Regions from separate parts of the Homo sapiens genome. Here region 1 is linked to region 2. A link is a loop called in an ENCODE intact Hi-C map of the cell type or tissue named here. Cell type or tissue: gastrocnemius medialis. All regions are shown on one strand. Each heading gives the region's core, and the rest is flanking DNA. Links, peaks and the distances in the headings are about the cores only.

Region 1 (8,340 bases), core at 341-8,340, 77 kb before region 2:
GATGTGATGGTGAGTTTTAATTAAATAGTTTAGAAAATTATTAGGAAATTCTGAAAATTTTAAGCTCTCAGTAGTACTACATTTTGTTAGACAACTTTTCTTATGGAGACAGTTACTGTTTTAATCACCGATAACTAAATCCAACTGTGTGATTTTTTTTTTTTTTTTAGTAATTTCAACGTGAAATTTCATTTGGAGAGAAAATGTAGTTATAAAATTAGATTTGTAAGCATTTTTTTCTGATATAGTCTTGTTTCACTAAAATTTTTTATATTAATTAAAATTAGGGAAATAATTATTATGTAGTAAAACTTTTCCCCCTGCATTTGAGGTGGCATTTAATAGCTCAACCTCTTGCATTTTTAAAATTTATCTTTTTCCTTGAAACTTTTGTAGGCTTGTTTTACATTTCTTTCAAAATACAGAAAAGTTCTTCAGTCATGGAGTCTTGAGGCTTATCAATCCTTCATAGAGGCATTCAGGTTTATTCTTTATTCACAAAGCATAATTACCATCAGCCAGAACCTTCAGGAAAGTTCCCTTCATGTTCCTTTCTAGTGAGGAGTCTTTACTTTTAAGAAATTCTAAATGGATTTATACTTCTTAGTTACACTTTTCCTCCATTTCCAAGATGGTGGTTACTGTGATGGGTTCTAAAAAAGTTTCATACAAACTCTTGATAATCTTAAATATTCTTACTTAATCTTCAGCAGACTCAGTGATTCCATTTTCTTTAATAATTCTTCATATGTTCTAGTTTACACCTCTCATTCCTCTGGAAATTCCCTCCTTCCCTTTGACATTGGTTAAAAGTCTGATAAGTGCTGGTTCTGTTGGGTTTCTTTACAGTTGGACACTAGCTGGGCTTCTGCTTAATGTGATCAGTATTTCCAAAAGGCGGTGTGAAGTGTAGTGTCATATAAAATTAAGAAATGCAGAGATTATTTTCTGTGGCACTTTTTTTCCCATTTTCTTCCATTAGATCCCTAGGCAGAATTAAATTGTTTAGTACATCCTTAATTCTCTGTAAACACCCACTAGCACCTCCTGACCTAAATCTCCCAGCTGAGTCTCCTATGTCTTATTATCCCTGCACATTGCTCAGAATTCTAAAATTATGTTCAAAATAATCATTTTCTTAGTTTTATGAACATCTGATTGTTAAAAGCAAATTTAAGTATAAACAACTTATAGAGCAGTTCTATCAGTTTGCTTACCAAATAAAATATCTTTACAGCTCCTCTCCTGAAGGATGTACACAGAGTCATTGATCTGTTGTGTTGTTATAGCAAGCTTCATTATCTGAAAAGAGGACTTCCTCTCCCTAATTTACATGGAGGAACCACTTTTCATCCACTCTTTGCTTAGGGGACATTAATAAAGTCAATCATAAGACTCCTACAGAAAAATTCTGTCGTACTTTTCTGCTAGTCCTAAGCCCTTTGTCATAGAGGAATAACTTTCAAGTTTTTATAAAGTTTTTCTTTTTTTTTTTTTAAGAAATTAAACTTTTGGGTTATAACCTTTAGGGGAGGAATTCTTACCTTGGAATTGGTCTTAGGATAGATTTCAAGAGATGGGAATGCTCTGAAATTGTAAGTTGAGTTTATTTGTTTATGTACAGGCATGTGATGCTCAGAGAAAGAACTGTTCCTTTGGAATTTGGACATTTTCTTCCCCTTTATGTATTAATATTGCTATGTTTAGATATAATCCTCTTGTAACCATCTCCAAGATAGCCATTAGTACTCTTTAAATTAATACCAAAAATGTTTAGTATCCAGGGATATGATGGACATTTTAGTCTGAAGAGAATCTTTTGTTTTAATAATTCAGATGCTTAGATTTGGTCCCTTGTTTCAAAGTATTGTAAATTATATGTTTTAAATAATTTGTGTAAGGATTATGTATAGTTAAGTAGAATCAGAGATGGAATAAAAGTAAGCTTTTAGGATATGGAATCCATAATTTCACTTCAAGAACAATATACCTTCTACAAATGTCATAATGACATTTCTTTTTAGCTTGCGTTGTCACTTGTATTAAAAAAGTTAGATTTGCATTTTAAGATACACAGGTGGCTGTGATGTAACATGTTTTTCTGCAGTTTTATTTTTCATCTGATTTGTTGCTTTTATTTGACTCAGTTGTGCTGTGTTCCCCTGGGTGTGGATATGTTTGTAGATGTGTATTTTAAGTATGTCAAAGAATGAAATCTGTTCAATAAACTTCCACAAGATAGAGAAATTCAAATGGCAGAGATGTAATTCATAAACACTGTCTTGTCTCATGACTGTGTTTTCATTCAATAAAGAGACAAGATACTGCAGACATTGAGTGCTCAAAGATAGTGGTCTGTGGTCCTTGTTCTAATATCTTTGACTCTTCACAGAGCTCTTTATGTTTATTAATACTACTTAAACACAGAGGCATCGCATAAATTCATAAATTTTATTTTACTTTTTATATGGAAATTTCCTTTATGTATTACATATTCTCCCAACTATATTCAGGGGTGGAAAGGTAAACTAATGTACTAAAACTTGAAATTTATACAATAGTTCATATGGAGATTTATGTAGGGAGAAAAGTGGGTCTTAACTGGAACGTTAAATGACTGTTTGGAAAATTCAATGGATGGAGATATTTAAAAAGCAGTGTATGGATAAAATGTTAATTAAAACAACTGAGGAACCATTTTCAGTAACTGTAGCAACTTCTGAACCTTACCTAGTTCCATACCTTTATTTTTAAACCACCGGGAATACTTATAGTCTCTATTTATAGAGAGGAAAGTTAGAGTTATAAATACTCCTTAGTGTGACAGAAGCGTTATTACTAGTAGAGTAAGCCTCATTAAACTCCAGAAGATGAAATAAATAGCACAACTTTGTGACCATCTTCTGGTATTGAATATCGTCCTTTCGGGGGAAAAAATTGCCTGTTCTTAGGAGTCCTGTGAGGTTTTGATGATGTATTTGTTTGTTGTTTATTATGGAGATTTTAGATTTTAGTAATTAGAGTCAGTTTTTCTTTAACTTTATAAATTAAACTCTTAAGTTCCTTACAGCCCCAAAATACTGTGGGTAAAGTTATTTGCCTTCTATAGCTAATCTTTAAAAGACTAAAGAAACCTTGGTTTTCTGAGAACTGTCTTGTAAAACCTCAAAAGTGTGGTGGGAAGCAAAGGTCACAGGTAAAACAGTAAGATCAGGGGAAGAGTTTTAATTGAGAGTCTTATCACTAATCACCTATATAAATTTGTAGTGGCCACTTACTCTTTTGATCACATTTCCCTTTTTTTTTTTAAAGGACTATTTCATGTTGATTGACCTATTTAGTATTTAACTAAATTGAATACACACTTTAGACCAGGCAAGATTAGGTATATAGAGGTACACAGAGGTAAACAAACACATTTCCCTCATTTTATTTTTTTAAAAGGACTATTTCATGGTGATTGATTTGATTGACCTATTTAGTATTCAGCTAAATCGAATACACTTTAAATCAGGCAAGATTAGGTATTTAGAGGTACACAGAGGTAAACAAACACAGTCTCAGCTCTTGAGAAGCTTAGTCTTCCTGATTGACTATTATAGTGTGGTAATTATAGAGGCATGATGATAATATATTTATACAAGTCATTTTCCCTTTCATCTTAACCTCTTTTGCCTTTCAAAGTCTCTTCCAGTGCTAAAAGTTCTTCGAGTTAATGAGTTCTTATGGTTTAAACTTAACATTGACTAGAAATTGATAATTTAGATGTTTATTTCATTATTTTATTTTTTTTTACTAGTTGGCAGAGTTTATTTAAAGTACTCCTGGAAAATATGTGATTTTTCTTAGGCTTTTGAGATTTGACATTTAAACACCTAGCCCAGAGGTTCTACAGTTGTGGTCCCCAGACCAGCAGCATCTAAGAACTTGTTAGAATGCCAGTTCTTGAGCCCACCCTAGAACTACTGAATCAGAAACTCTGGGGAGAGAACCCAACAAGCTGTTTTTGCAAAGCTGTCAGGGTGATTCTGATGAACATTAAAGTGTGAGAATGATTGCCCTAGCCTAAAATGGATCTTAAAATTAAGTATCTCCTTTTATAATCTTGGTATGCCTTCTGTCTTTAATATAAAGTAAATTAAGCACTCATGAACTCAGTAATGCATTCTTCAAATATTTAGGAGAAGGTGGCTGAGGAAAAAGTCTAGGGTTACTTGATGTGACCTATAGGTGTGTTAACATGAGAGTATTTCCTAAGTGAAGGGTTTTGGGATTTCTGTATCAGGTAAGTGATTCTTGCCCATAAGATATTCTAGTTGTTATCCCTTTATTTAATTTCATAATATTCAATTATTATATGGGGGAAGATGTTTAGAATTATTTTAATAAAAATTTTATTTTTAAAAATAGACAACTCAAAAGCTTAGAAAACATAAGTCAAAGGGGAGATACTATTTTTAAGATAACTGCATTTTAAGAAAAATAAAATGAAATTTTATGTTTACTTGAAAGCTGTCTTTTTTAGTACATTGTCCCACTTTAAAAGTAAATAAATCTTTATTTACAGACAGTCCCTGGGTCTCCGACCCCAATATTCCCCTAGTGGCCCGTGAGATCATGCAGCGAATGATCCAACAATTTGCTGCTGAATATACCTCAAAAAATAGCTCTACTCAGGACCCCAGCCAGCCCAATAGCACAAAGAACCAAAGCCTGCCGAAAGCATCTCCAGTCACCACCTCTCCCACGGCTGCAACTACTCAGAACCCTGTGCTCAGCAAACTTCTCATGGCTGACCAAGACTCACCTCTGGACCTTACTGTCAGAAAGTCTCAGTCAGAACCTAGCGAACAAGGTATGGTTTGATGTCAAGGTCTCCTCTATCTTATCAGAATACTTTACTTTGGGGAGAAAAAAAAAAGCATTGGCAAGTAGAGCATCAGCAGCAATAATAGCATAAAAACTAATGTGATTCTTAAATTATTTCTTACTATGCAGTGATGGAGAAGTACAGCTAAAGTTGTTACAGCCTTATCTGTCAGCAGTTCATAGTCATGATTGATGTACCACTCAGGAAAGTCAGGTGGTTAACAGTTGTCACTAATCTTTCAGTTACTTGATATTTATATAAGCATTTTATATTTTCCATAGTATTTTTATGTTTTTTAAAACTCCTATGAAAAAGTAAGTTTTCTTATTAACTAAAAATTTTCTAGGACTAGCACCTGTCTGAGAAATATGCCTCTACTTGCAGGTATAAGTTATATACTCTGCAAATGAGATCATAAGGAAAAACATGTATTCGAATTTTGAGAAAGAAACTGCTAGGGTTACAAATAGAGAAAGCAGCAGAACATACTTTAGGTTGTTAAATATATTCAATGTTTTATAAATACAGAAACACATATATAAACACACACATCCACTGACTAACTTGAAAGTATTTCCAAAAGGGAATTTGTTGATGAGGACACTAATTAAGTGATGAAGTTAAGAGGTTATTAGTTTTGTTTAGCAAATGTTTCTTGAGTCTCTGAAGTTTATTTTCTTCAGTAGATATTCCTGTTGCTTTGTGATCTCATTTTACCTTTAATTTCACAAAAATTGAAGCAAGCATTTCAACTCAGCCACTGTTTGAACCACTACGAATTGTAAATTGGTGATGTCTGTACTAATGAGATTTTATTGTCATAGAAATCTTGAGTATACAGAAAGGTTACGAGATTTATTGTAACCTTTATTTATTGGATTTATTGGTGAGAAATACATGTTTATTTTGGAAAATAAATTTAATTCTTAACCTCTTTGAAATGAACTTTCTTTTGAGTAGTTTTCCTTTGCTTTTATCCTTTTCCTGTGTGGTGAACAGCAAACAAAACATCTGAGTTCTGAGAGATTTCTTGACAGGAGACCTCCTACTTGTTCACATTGCTCATGTTCCTTTGGTTACCATATTTACAAAGTTGTATCTTTTATTGATGACTGTTTTCTTTTCCACAAATTGGTAGTTTTCATTAAAGATCTCCTCACTCTAAATATTGCATCAGAAGTTTCAGGTTTATATTAGGAGAATGACAACATAGAATAATATTTAAAGTATTAATGGAGGTTAACATAAAATGATACCACTTAATCTAATTTAACTTGTTATAACTAATGTTACACTTAAGAGATCAATACATTGTATTGACAGCATGCTCTTAAAAAGAGGAATTTGAACTACATGATAGCATTATAGTGTGTAGACTTCAAATGAAGTAAAAAAATTTTAAATTATATTTCCTTAATGAATGTGTTTTCAGCCAAAAACCACAATATTTTTAGTGGTAGATTTAAAATATGTTGCCTGTTTGATTAGACAAATTGTCTATTTGACTTGCGTTTAAATAATAGTGTCTTTGGTTGGAAAAGTTGTAAGCAGTAGTACATTTGCTTCTTAGATGTATAATTGGGTTAGATGTCTAATAGGATAATTGGTTCTATAAGCTTATAATTATATTTTTAGAAGTACTAGTGACTGTAAAGGACAAAACTCTTTCTTATGAGTGTGGGGTTTTTTTATTTACAAACTCTGTTGCCTGTTTATTTCTAACAGCCGGAAATAAAATGTCCTCAGATACAAGTTGTAAGTAGCTTCTACTCTGGGGTGATTTTTAACACAACTAGATAGCACGACCCCTCTACTGGCCAACTGAAAATTAAAGACATTGTGTATTATCTTGTTCTGTTAATTTTGGACAGAGTGGTAGCTTTAAAAGACTTCTTTTCCAGGTATTTCAACAAGGAGAAAAACGTCTTTGAGGGAAAAGAAAGTCTTCTAATTTTATATATTAATAACATGAATTTGTGATTTGGTCTAGTTGTAGTAAAAAATGGTTGTACTTCCAGGCTCTCATCAGTATCAAGACAGTTTCATTCTTCTTTCTTTAAACTTTCTTCACCAATTTTTATTGTCTTCTTAATTGAAAAATTCTTGCATTCATAAAATTCAGCAATTGAATTTTGAATCTCTGCAAAATTTTTTTAAAGGATTGAATATAAGTATACATTTTTTATAGATGGTCTAGAAAACTATTAGACACACCCAAATCATAAATCATTAACTGATTCATCTTACAGACCATATTGTTTAGTATATACATGTACTTTAATGACATAAATTTACATTTAAAAATAATTTTTATATCTTATTTAAAGTTTTCTATATCGAATTTGTATGTACTTTTGGAGTTTCAGGTAGATTTAGCTCTTGAGGGATTTGGTTCTATAGTTTGTATGCCATTGTGGGACATTAAAAACTTGTATGCTTTGATCAAGGAAAATTTAGAAAATGGAGTCTTAAAAAATCTGATAACAGAGGACCTCATGCTATGTGAACTGCTATTTCTAGTATTTCACTATATCTTAACATCTTCAGTAACATGTTTTACCTTTTCTTTTGCCCCATTAATAATATATTTAGCCCTTGAGGATATTAAGTATAACATGCCTTGCTAAATTTATGTTGCTTCAGGATTTAATTGATTTTATAACTCAAATATATGACTAGCATATCTGCTTAGTTGAATAAGCCTGCTTAACTGCTTTTTCATTTTTAGCCTATTTAGTTTACATTTGCTCCTAGCTTTTAATATCCTCAGGTGTTTCTTTGTGTCTCTGCAGACGGTGTACTTGATCTGTCCACTAAGAAAAGTCCATGTGCTGGCAGCACTTCCCTGAGCCACTCTCCAGGCTGCTCCAGTACTCAAGGGAACGGGTAAGGGAGAATATTTGTAGCCTTACACAGTTTCATATAGATAATTCATCAAAGGTTGATGCCAGTCTCCCTTTTACATTTTAAAAAATAACCCTTCTAAGTAAGTCATTTATAAATATGGACCATAGATCAAATAAAAATATAATCTGTGCAATGTAAAATTGGCTAGTACAGATGAGTTTTTGTCAGTTTAGTACAAATAGTAAATAACCATGAATATGGCAATTATTTCTTTGGACTTTTTGTTGTGGCATGTTTTGGAGTGTGATACTCAAATAATTCTAAAGTTTAGATGTAAAGACAGTATTATGTGTGCTGAAGCTGTTTAATGAAAATTGAACTCCAATACTTGGTATCTCTAGTGGGGTTTGTGTGTGTGTGTGTGTGTTCATTTTTGTTTGTTTCTTTTGGGTTTGGTTTTGGTGATGGAGAACTGTACTTTGGCAGTTCAGAAAATGTAGTTTTCTGAAAGACTGATGGTAGATGTTGATGCATAACCATCTTAGGCTACCAAGACATTATTACTTGCTCAGTTTTGATAACTCTTAGGAGTCTAAAGTAAATTCTCTGACACCCTAATTTTA
Region 2 (8,342 bases), core at 237-8,236:
GAGCCACCGTGCCTGGCTGCCAGTGCTGTTTTAAGCACTGCATATGCATTGTCTCACTTAGTCATCACCACACGCTACTATTCTCATTTTACATGTGCAGAAACCGAGGCTCAAAAAGGCTGAGGAATTTGCCTAAGATCACACAGAGAAACGGGAAGCTGTTGGGGCCATGCTGTTGGGGCCAGAGCCTACGAATGCACTGCCTCCAGTGTGCATGGGGAGAAAGCAACCCACATCGACTGCTGCAATGAGACAGCTGCTTTTCCTGTGTTTGGGCACCGAATCATCTCATCAGCCCCACTGTGCAAGTTTTCTCCTCTCCATCTCAAAGATGTGGGCACCGAGCCTCCCATGGAATAAGTAATTTCCCTGGGGTCACACAACTAGCTAAGGGCAGCCCCTGGATCCAGATGTGCCGCTGTCTGCCTCCGAAGCCCATGCTCTTTTATTTTTCTTTGCATTTTTAATTAAACAGAACACATGAATGCATTCTCATTGTCAGCCACTTTCAAGCATTGCAGACAAAGCAAGTGTCTGCCCTGCACAACACTGTGAATGATTAAATGCCACCGAGTTGCACACTTTTTAAAAAATGCTTAATTTGGTATTATGTGAATTTCACCTCAATTTTTTTGAAGGCACATTCCTGTGTTACTGATGGGGGTGCAAAATAGTAGAGCGCCTGTGGAGGGGAATTGTGTGACACTTATCATATGACTTATGCAATTGCCTTCTGATCCAGCCATTGTTTCTGGGCGTTTACCTGTAGGCACACATAAAGACATCTGTGCAATGGGCCTATTTGTAATGGAAAGACTGGAAACCCCATGTTCATCAATGGGGAGTGGTTATATAAATTGTGATACATTCACATTACGAAAAACAAAAGTCTACACCCCACTGTCACTGCCCTCCACAAAGGGGCACACAGTCACAGGGTCACCATGCTCAGGCGTGTAGCCTTCCAGGCCTTTCCCACACGTACACACGTGGTTCCTCCTTACAAATCACATCACTACTGAGCAGCTTGCTCCTTGTCACTAAACAGCACGTCTTGGGAATCTTCCTGGTCAGCATATAAGCATCTATCTCATTGTGTCCAACTGTTCCGCAATATCCCAGAGTGGATATCCCATGGCACAGTGGACAGCGTCCCTGTTGCTGGACATTCTGGTTCTTTCCAATGGCAGTGAATACTCATACGTGCCTCTTTTTTTTTTTTTATGAGACAGGGTCTCACTCTGTGGCCCAGGCTGCAGTGCAGTGGTACGATCTCAGCTCACCGCAACCTCTGCTTCCCAGGTTCCAGTGATTCTTGTACCTTAGCCTCCTGAGTAGCTGGGATTACAGCGTACACTACCACGCCCACCTAATTTTTTTTTTTTTTTTTTTGTATTTTTAGTAGAGATGGAGGTGTCGCCAAGTTGGCCAGTCTGGTCTCAAACTCCTGGCCTCAAGTGATCCGTCCACCTCAGCCTCCAAAAGTGCTGAGGTTACAGGTTTGAGCCACTGCACCTGGCTCCTTTTTGTGTGGTGTGAGAATTTCTCTAGAACAGATGCCTAGAAGTAGGATTTGGGGGTCAGAGGAAGCACGTGTAATATGCTAATAGCCCGCCCCCAACTGCAAAGGTTGTATCCACTTACACTGGCCATCAGTACAAGGCTGGGCCTGCTCTCACGCCTGCACCAACATACTGCCAACCCCTTTGTTTCTTACCAATCTGATGGGCAAGCTCAGAATCTCTCCACTAAACCACATGAGAGACTTAGAGATGGACAAGACATGGATTTTAGGGTAAGAAAGAGCCAGAATTCCGGCCGGGTGAGGTAGCTCATTCCTGTAATCGCAGCACTGTGGGAGGCCGAGGCAGGCAGATCACCTCAGGTCAGGAGTTCGAGACCAGCCTGGCCAAAATGGTGAAACCCCATCTCTACTAAAAGTACAAAAATTAGCCGGGTGTGGTGGCACATGCCTGTAGCCCCAGCTACTCGGAAGGCTGAGGCAGGACAATCACTTAACCCGGGAGGGGGAGGTTGCAGTGAGCTGAGATCATGCTATGGCACTCCAGCCTGGGCGACAAGACTGAAACTCAGTGGAAAAAGAAAAAAGAAAAGAGAGAGAGAGGAAGGAAGGAAAGGAGGGAGGGAGGGAGCGAGGGAAGGAAAAGTGGGCCAGAGTTCTCTGACTCAGCAAATATGAATGCCTTATGCCTAAAGTTCATTGATATCAACATTATTTTGAAAATATAAGGCTAAATAACGTGAATGAGAATGGGCACATTTACTAAATAACCAATGGATGCCTTGCCATTTTCCACCTGTTTCTGGGCAGGACAGAGGAAGCAGTTACCCTTGAGACCTGTACAACCTGATTAAAGCAGCAGTGGCTCTGAACAGGAATTCCCCAAAATAGCTCAGCTGATGATTCACAATCTTATAAAGCAGGCTGAACAAGACCTGGACTCCGGCCCCCATGCAGCTGCCCCGTGCCTGGGCGACCTTGAGTGGCTCCCTTAATATATCTGGGGGTCACTTCATGTTTCAATAAAGAGCCTGCAACCTAGAGGGAGAAGACAGACAAGCACGCATGACCTAAAAGAGGTGCTGAGGGAACAACACAGCTCAGAAAAGAGAGCAGGTTCGACCTCGGCATGTGTTTCATTTTTTTCTTTCCTTATTTGCTGACAGCATCCATCCTGGCTAACGGGATGGGTGATTTTTTTCTGAAGTTCCAGTGTGTTTAGAAAAACAAAGACTTTTTAAGATAACAGGAATTTTTAAATGGTGGTATATTTAAAATGTTTACACTCACCAGATTAGTATTTTTATACTAACAAAAAGTGTGATGTCACATAAGTATGTTATTCGAAAGATAAATACACAATGTATTTCTAAGTATTTTTTATAGCACATGATAAGGAGTGTGGCCTGGCAATGAGCCACAAGTTGAAAGATGATTGGGAATGCTTTATTTCAGTCCTGTAGCTCATTTAGAGAAAAATGCCAAAAAGATGAAATCTGAGGCCCTGTGAAAGAGAGGGCCCACGGCGTGGCTTACGGTCCCTCCATAAATGTCAGCAAAGTGACACCTGAGATGTAAGTGCTCCTTCCCCTCTCTCCATCATAAAAAAAATATGGGTGCAGGCCAGGAGCGATGGCTCACGCCTGTAGTCCCAGCACTTTGGGAGGCTGAGGCAGGCAGATCACCTGAGGTCAGGAGTTCAAGACCAGCCTGGCCAACATGGTGAAACCTTGTCTCTATTAAAAATACAAAAATTAGTTGGGCATGGTGACAGGCGCCTGTAATCCCAGCTACTCCACTCAGGAGGCTGAGGCAGGAGCATCGCTTGAACCCAGGAGGCAGAGGTTGCAGTGAGCTGAGATCGGACCACTGAACTCCAGCCTGGGCAACTTGTGGCTCATGCCACACCAGCCGTCTCAAAAAACAAAAACAAAAAAACAAAAAACGACAACAACAAAAAATATGGGTACAAAGTCACGTCTAAAGCTATTCAAAAATATAAATTCTGGATTGGCCCACACTTGCTTTTCCTTGTTTCTATACTGAATAGACTCTGAGCCACACCTGAATTCAACATTACAAGCTTTCATTTATCCAAAGGCTGGATTTTCGGGGCTGAGGACTGCCTTGCCCTCTCTTCGGTAGTACTTGTAGTTTGCATTCATCTGGGGACTATTTCTCCTGACGAAAACTCCTGTGAACTCAGTGGGGAGTGCAGAGCCAAGGCCCGACTGAGATGTATTTGGTGGTCAGGGGTTGGGGAGGCAGACACCGCAGCCAGGCCACGCCAATCCAAAAGGACTGTGGATTCAGGTTTATACCCCAGCCAAAGTAAAAATAACCCTGTGTTGTTGATCTCTGGCATAATATGGAAATAGTTGAAACAGTAGCTATTTGATCTGTTCATGCCAAGGCCCTACCCAGCTCCTATTTGCGTAACCTGGACTGAAATAGCGCCCCCTGGCTGTCTTACAAGTCACAGAATCATCCATCCCACTCCTAGGCGATCTATCTGTGCGCATCACTGTCTCCTGCTGCATTTGAGGGCAGAAACCACTAAATCCCCAGCTGTGTCAGGCACTAGCAGGCACCAGTCAATGTCTGGTGAATGAATGAATGCCTGTCTAAAAGCATGAGAAAAGCACAACATCTTAGTGCAAAGGAAATTCAAAAAGAAAAGAACCACCTATCATCCCATAAATGCAACTGATTTGATTTTAGTGTATTCCCTTCCATTTCCTGTGTATATGTTTGTACATCAGAGTGTACAGTCTACTTTATTCTAGGTTTTCATCAAATAATAAGGTATAGTGTTGGCCGGGCACGGTGGCTTATGCCTGTAATCTCAACACTTTGGGAGGCTGAGGCGGGTGGATCACCTGAGGTCAGGAGTTTGAGACCAGCCTGGCCAACATGGCGAAACCCCATCTCTACTAAAAATACAAAACTTAGCCAGGCATAGTGGCAGGTGCCTATAATCCCAGCTACTCAGGAGGCTGAGGCAGGAGAATTGGTTGAACCCGGGAGGCGGAGGTTGCAGTGAGCCGAGATCTCACCACTGCACTCCAGCCTGGGCGATAAGAGCGAAACTCCGTCTCTAAATAAATAAATAAATAAATAAATAAATAAATAAATGTGTTGTCTTTATCATCATTATTAAGTACTTGCTATTCTGTCATATGGGCATGCCATAATTTACTTAATCCTTCCATATTTCCTTTCATGCCAAATTCTTAATGCATTTGGACATCTAGCTTTCCAGCCTACAGCAAATGAGAGGCAACAAAATGCCAGAGTATAGCAATGAAGACAGACATTGGGGAACCCTAGCCTGGGACCTGGTGCATAGTAGATATTTGCTGATGGCTGGCTGGCTGAATGGAAGATGAGTTAACTGCAAAGTAAATAGCAGCAGAGGATTGTGCAGGGTATTGAAGTCCAGCACAGTAAAGAGTGCTCACAATCATTACAGCATGTGTGAACCATGTGAGACCTTAGAAATCATCTTCGTGTAGGTAAGAAAATAGGCCTCAAGAGAAGAATAAATTGTCTGAAAGCCCATTGCAAGTTGATGGCAGAACAAGAACCTAAAGCCCCAAGTCCTGATTAGTCTAGAGTTCAAGGGTTTTAAATAGGAAGACTTCCCCTCTTCCACACACCCCTCCTCCACACTGCGAGTGGACAGGAGAGGCCCTGGCCAGAGTCAGATCAGGAGCAGGGCTTCTCAGTAACATCAGCACCTTCAGGAACCAGGAACACTGGATGGTAACTCCTGGCTAACCCTCGATTGTCACTTGTCATAGAGCCGTGTGCGAGGGCCTCCCTTCAAATTGCATACAGCTTTCACGAAGCCCGGAGTGAATGTAGTGGGTCTATGTCATCCTTTTACCGTTCTTCAATTCCTTATAAGTGCTCAATATTCTTTCTGGAAGAGTTGCAGGTCTTAAGCACAGAGGCGACAACCACTGTATGTGTGTACATGACATATATCCCATCAATACTGCATGTGCATATGTGCAAACACATGAATATAAGTACACACACATCTTCCAGGCTGCTGCCTGTTTCCATCTTAAACCCTGGGTATAAAGGGCAGAGTTTATCCACAAGCTTTCTTGATAACAACTGAAGGTTTCTTTCACACAGATGCTGTTTCGTAGAGAAATTAAGCTTAGGTGCAATTAATAAACACATCTAATCAGTAAAACTGATGCCACTTTCTACAAGTACTGCTAACCTGATCTTTACTTATTGGTTTATTTCTTATAAACTAGATCTGGCTTCTGGCCTGATATCACTGTTCTCCTAAAGAAAGTCTTAATTTATAGATGGGTATAGGCTCAACATTTGTTTTTGCAGCTTTGGTTTTTTTGGTTTGCTTAAAACATATGTTGTTTGTTCACCTCTCATTTGAAAAACAAAACCTCTAGATTTTGAGCTGGAGACAAGATGTACTCAGGTGTTATTTGGTTCTCATGAGGAAGGAGAAAAGGTAGCCAACTGCACATCTGCACAGTTGAACCCCGAGTACAAGAGATACATTAAGGGGGGGCGGAAATGCAAAGGTGTAAAATGTAGACTAGATGCTGAAAAGGCTAAGGTGGACAGTGAAAGTGGACACTCGGCTATGCCCAGGTGTATGCAACAAAAGCTATGTGGTCCCAGGGTAGCAGCAGCCCTTGGTGCCCAGCAGAGACAAGCACAAATGCACTCTGGAGAGGAGCATCTCCAACTTAGCTCTTCAGAGTTCCTAAAGACATGTCAGCAAAAATGAGCATGCAACCAAAAATTACCCAACACAGATGGAAACAAGCCCCTGTGAATTCAAGTCAGTAGGAACAATAAACAACACTGTCCCAACCTGGCCTATGTCCAGAGGCACCACCTCCAGCAGGGCTCACTCCTGCCTCCTCCCACCCCACTCACCCTCTGTATGTCACCATGGGCTTTCCAGGAGTTTCCTGAAACTCAGTTCCCCACAATTCCCTTTCTTTACACAATGAAGTGCAAACTCCCTAGCAGGCACAAATGGTCCTTCACAACAGAATTCCAATGTCCCTTTCCAGATTAATCTCCTCCCACCCCACATTCCTGCCCCAACCAAACACCCTTTATCCTATGCTGGACAACGCAGCATCCTTGAACATCCCATTTTTTCATGTTCATGCCTTTGCACATGCTGTTCCCTCTTCCTAGAATTCCCTTCCTCACTTTCTCCAACTGGCCAACTCCTAGTTCCTTTCCAATGACAGCATAAATGGTACCTCCTCTGTGAAGCCCCTTGGACTTGCCCAGAGTTAGTCACTGCTTCCTTTGAATTCTCTTTATAAGATCCCAAATGGTCACAGTGGGCAGAAACCTTGTGTTAGTAAATTCTTCAGCACTAGAGTCACTCTGGTTACCCAGGATGTATTTATTAAGGCAATAGAGTAAAGAATAAATAGCGAGCTTTGGAATCAGACACACCTAAATTCAAATCCTAGGGAAGCTGCCTAAATTTTTAGAACCTAGGACTGTAAAATGGAAATAATAAATCAAATCCTACCACCTGAGGCAGAGCCCCTTACCCCTCCCACTTCCATGGCAGACATTACAAATCAATCACAGCACCCCTCCCACTGAGTCCAGGTCCAGCCCTGGAATCTTCAGTGCGGTCCTCAAGACAGTTCCTGCCAATCATGTGGAGCTGGCTCATAACATAAAACGCACTTCCCGGTTCAATCATGGGGTAATCAAGACCTTGTAGATGAGGCACAGAGTATAGTATTTGACTCAGGCAGACCCTCAAAGGGCAACACCTGTTACTATTTTATCTCCTGAAGTCTAAGATTGTTTGATGCACCGCTGATTTAACATGCTTTCTGAAGGGTGGGGAACATTACCATATTAAATATACACTCTGGTTTTAGAGTTTAAAATGTAGAAAAGGTGAGTCTTAGAGAAAATCTAGCGAGACTGATGAGTGAATGAACTTCAAGAAGAGTGGCTTGGGGCCCCAAAAGGCTCTCCAACCTGGGTATGCCTGCCCACCAGGCCCCTTTTAGGGCTTGAGGATGGGGCTGACAGCAAAAGGAGACAGTTGCACCTGAGGTGCCAGGCAGAGTCCACGTGGCCACAGTTCTCCTATCCTGCCTCAGCCAGTAATGCCAAGAGATGCCAGGAGAGAATGTGCCTGCTCAGTGCCCAGCCCAACCTCCAGAATTAGGATGGCCCTGTCACAGTCCAGTGCTTTTTGATTTCGTCTGTTTTTTATATGGCAAAATATATATATCACATGAAATTTGCCACTTTCAACATTTTAAGTGTACAATTCAGTCACATTGATTGTATTCACAGTGTTGTACAATATCACCACTACCTATTTCCAAAACATTTTCATCACCCCAAAAGAACTCTGTGCTCATTAAACACCAACTCCCCATGGCCCCTGCCTCCAGCTCCTGGCATCCACCATTCTACTTTTTGTCTCTATGAATTTGACTGTTCTAGGTACCTCATATATACTGAATCATACAATATTCGTCCTCTTGTGTCTGGCTTATTTCACCTAACATAATGCCTTCAAGATTCATCCATGTCATAGCACGCATCGGAACTTCATCATTTTTATGGCCAATACCCCATTGTATGTATGTAGTACGTTTTGTTTATCATCTGTGGACATAGGCTGTTTCCAGTTCGGGGTTATTATGTAAAATGCTGCAGTGAACATTGGTGTACACACATCTGTTTGAGTCCCTGCTTTCCATTCTTCTGGATATACCTCTTAGAGTGGATTGCTGGGTTATACAGTAATCCTATGTTGAGATTTTTGAGGAAT

The links. A loop is a pair of places that touch in the nucleus more often than their neighbours do. Peaks named below come from ENCODE experiments on the same cell type or tissue, not always from the same donor. Only the 100,000 strongest peaks of a DNase experiment are listed, where the experiment ranks them.
Region 1: it touches region 2 in a loop (4-fold over the local background); 2 of 110 quality-filtered maps call a loop at or near these places.

The regions. Positions count from the first base shown.
Region 1 is chr10:96,944,441-96,952,780 of GRCh38, forward strand. LCOR (ligand dependent nuclear receptor corepressor) reads left to right here. Exons shown (of 8, transcript NM_001346516.2): 6 at 4,568-4,855; 7 at 7,663-7,756. The coding sequence starts at 4,618. Among named protein-coding and RNA genes, the nearest start is that of LCOR, 120 kb to the left of the region's middle. In gastrocnemius medialis, for the core only: no CTCF peak of the experiment used is centred there; no DNase peak of the experiment used is centred there; H3K27ac peaks cover 3,910 bases.
Region 2 is chr10:97,021,845-97,030,186 of GRCh38, forward strand. All of the region lies in intron 25 of SLIT1 (slit guidance ligand 1), which reads right to left. Among named protein-coding and RNA genes, the nearest start is that of SLIT1-AS1, 77 kb to the right of the region's middle. In gastrocnemius medialis, for the core only: CTCF peaks have their summits at 3,979 and 4,178; DNase peaks (open chromatin) are centred at 2,467, 3,137 and 3,967; H3K27ac peaks cover 3,750 bases.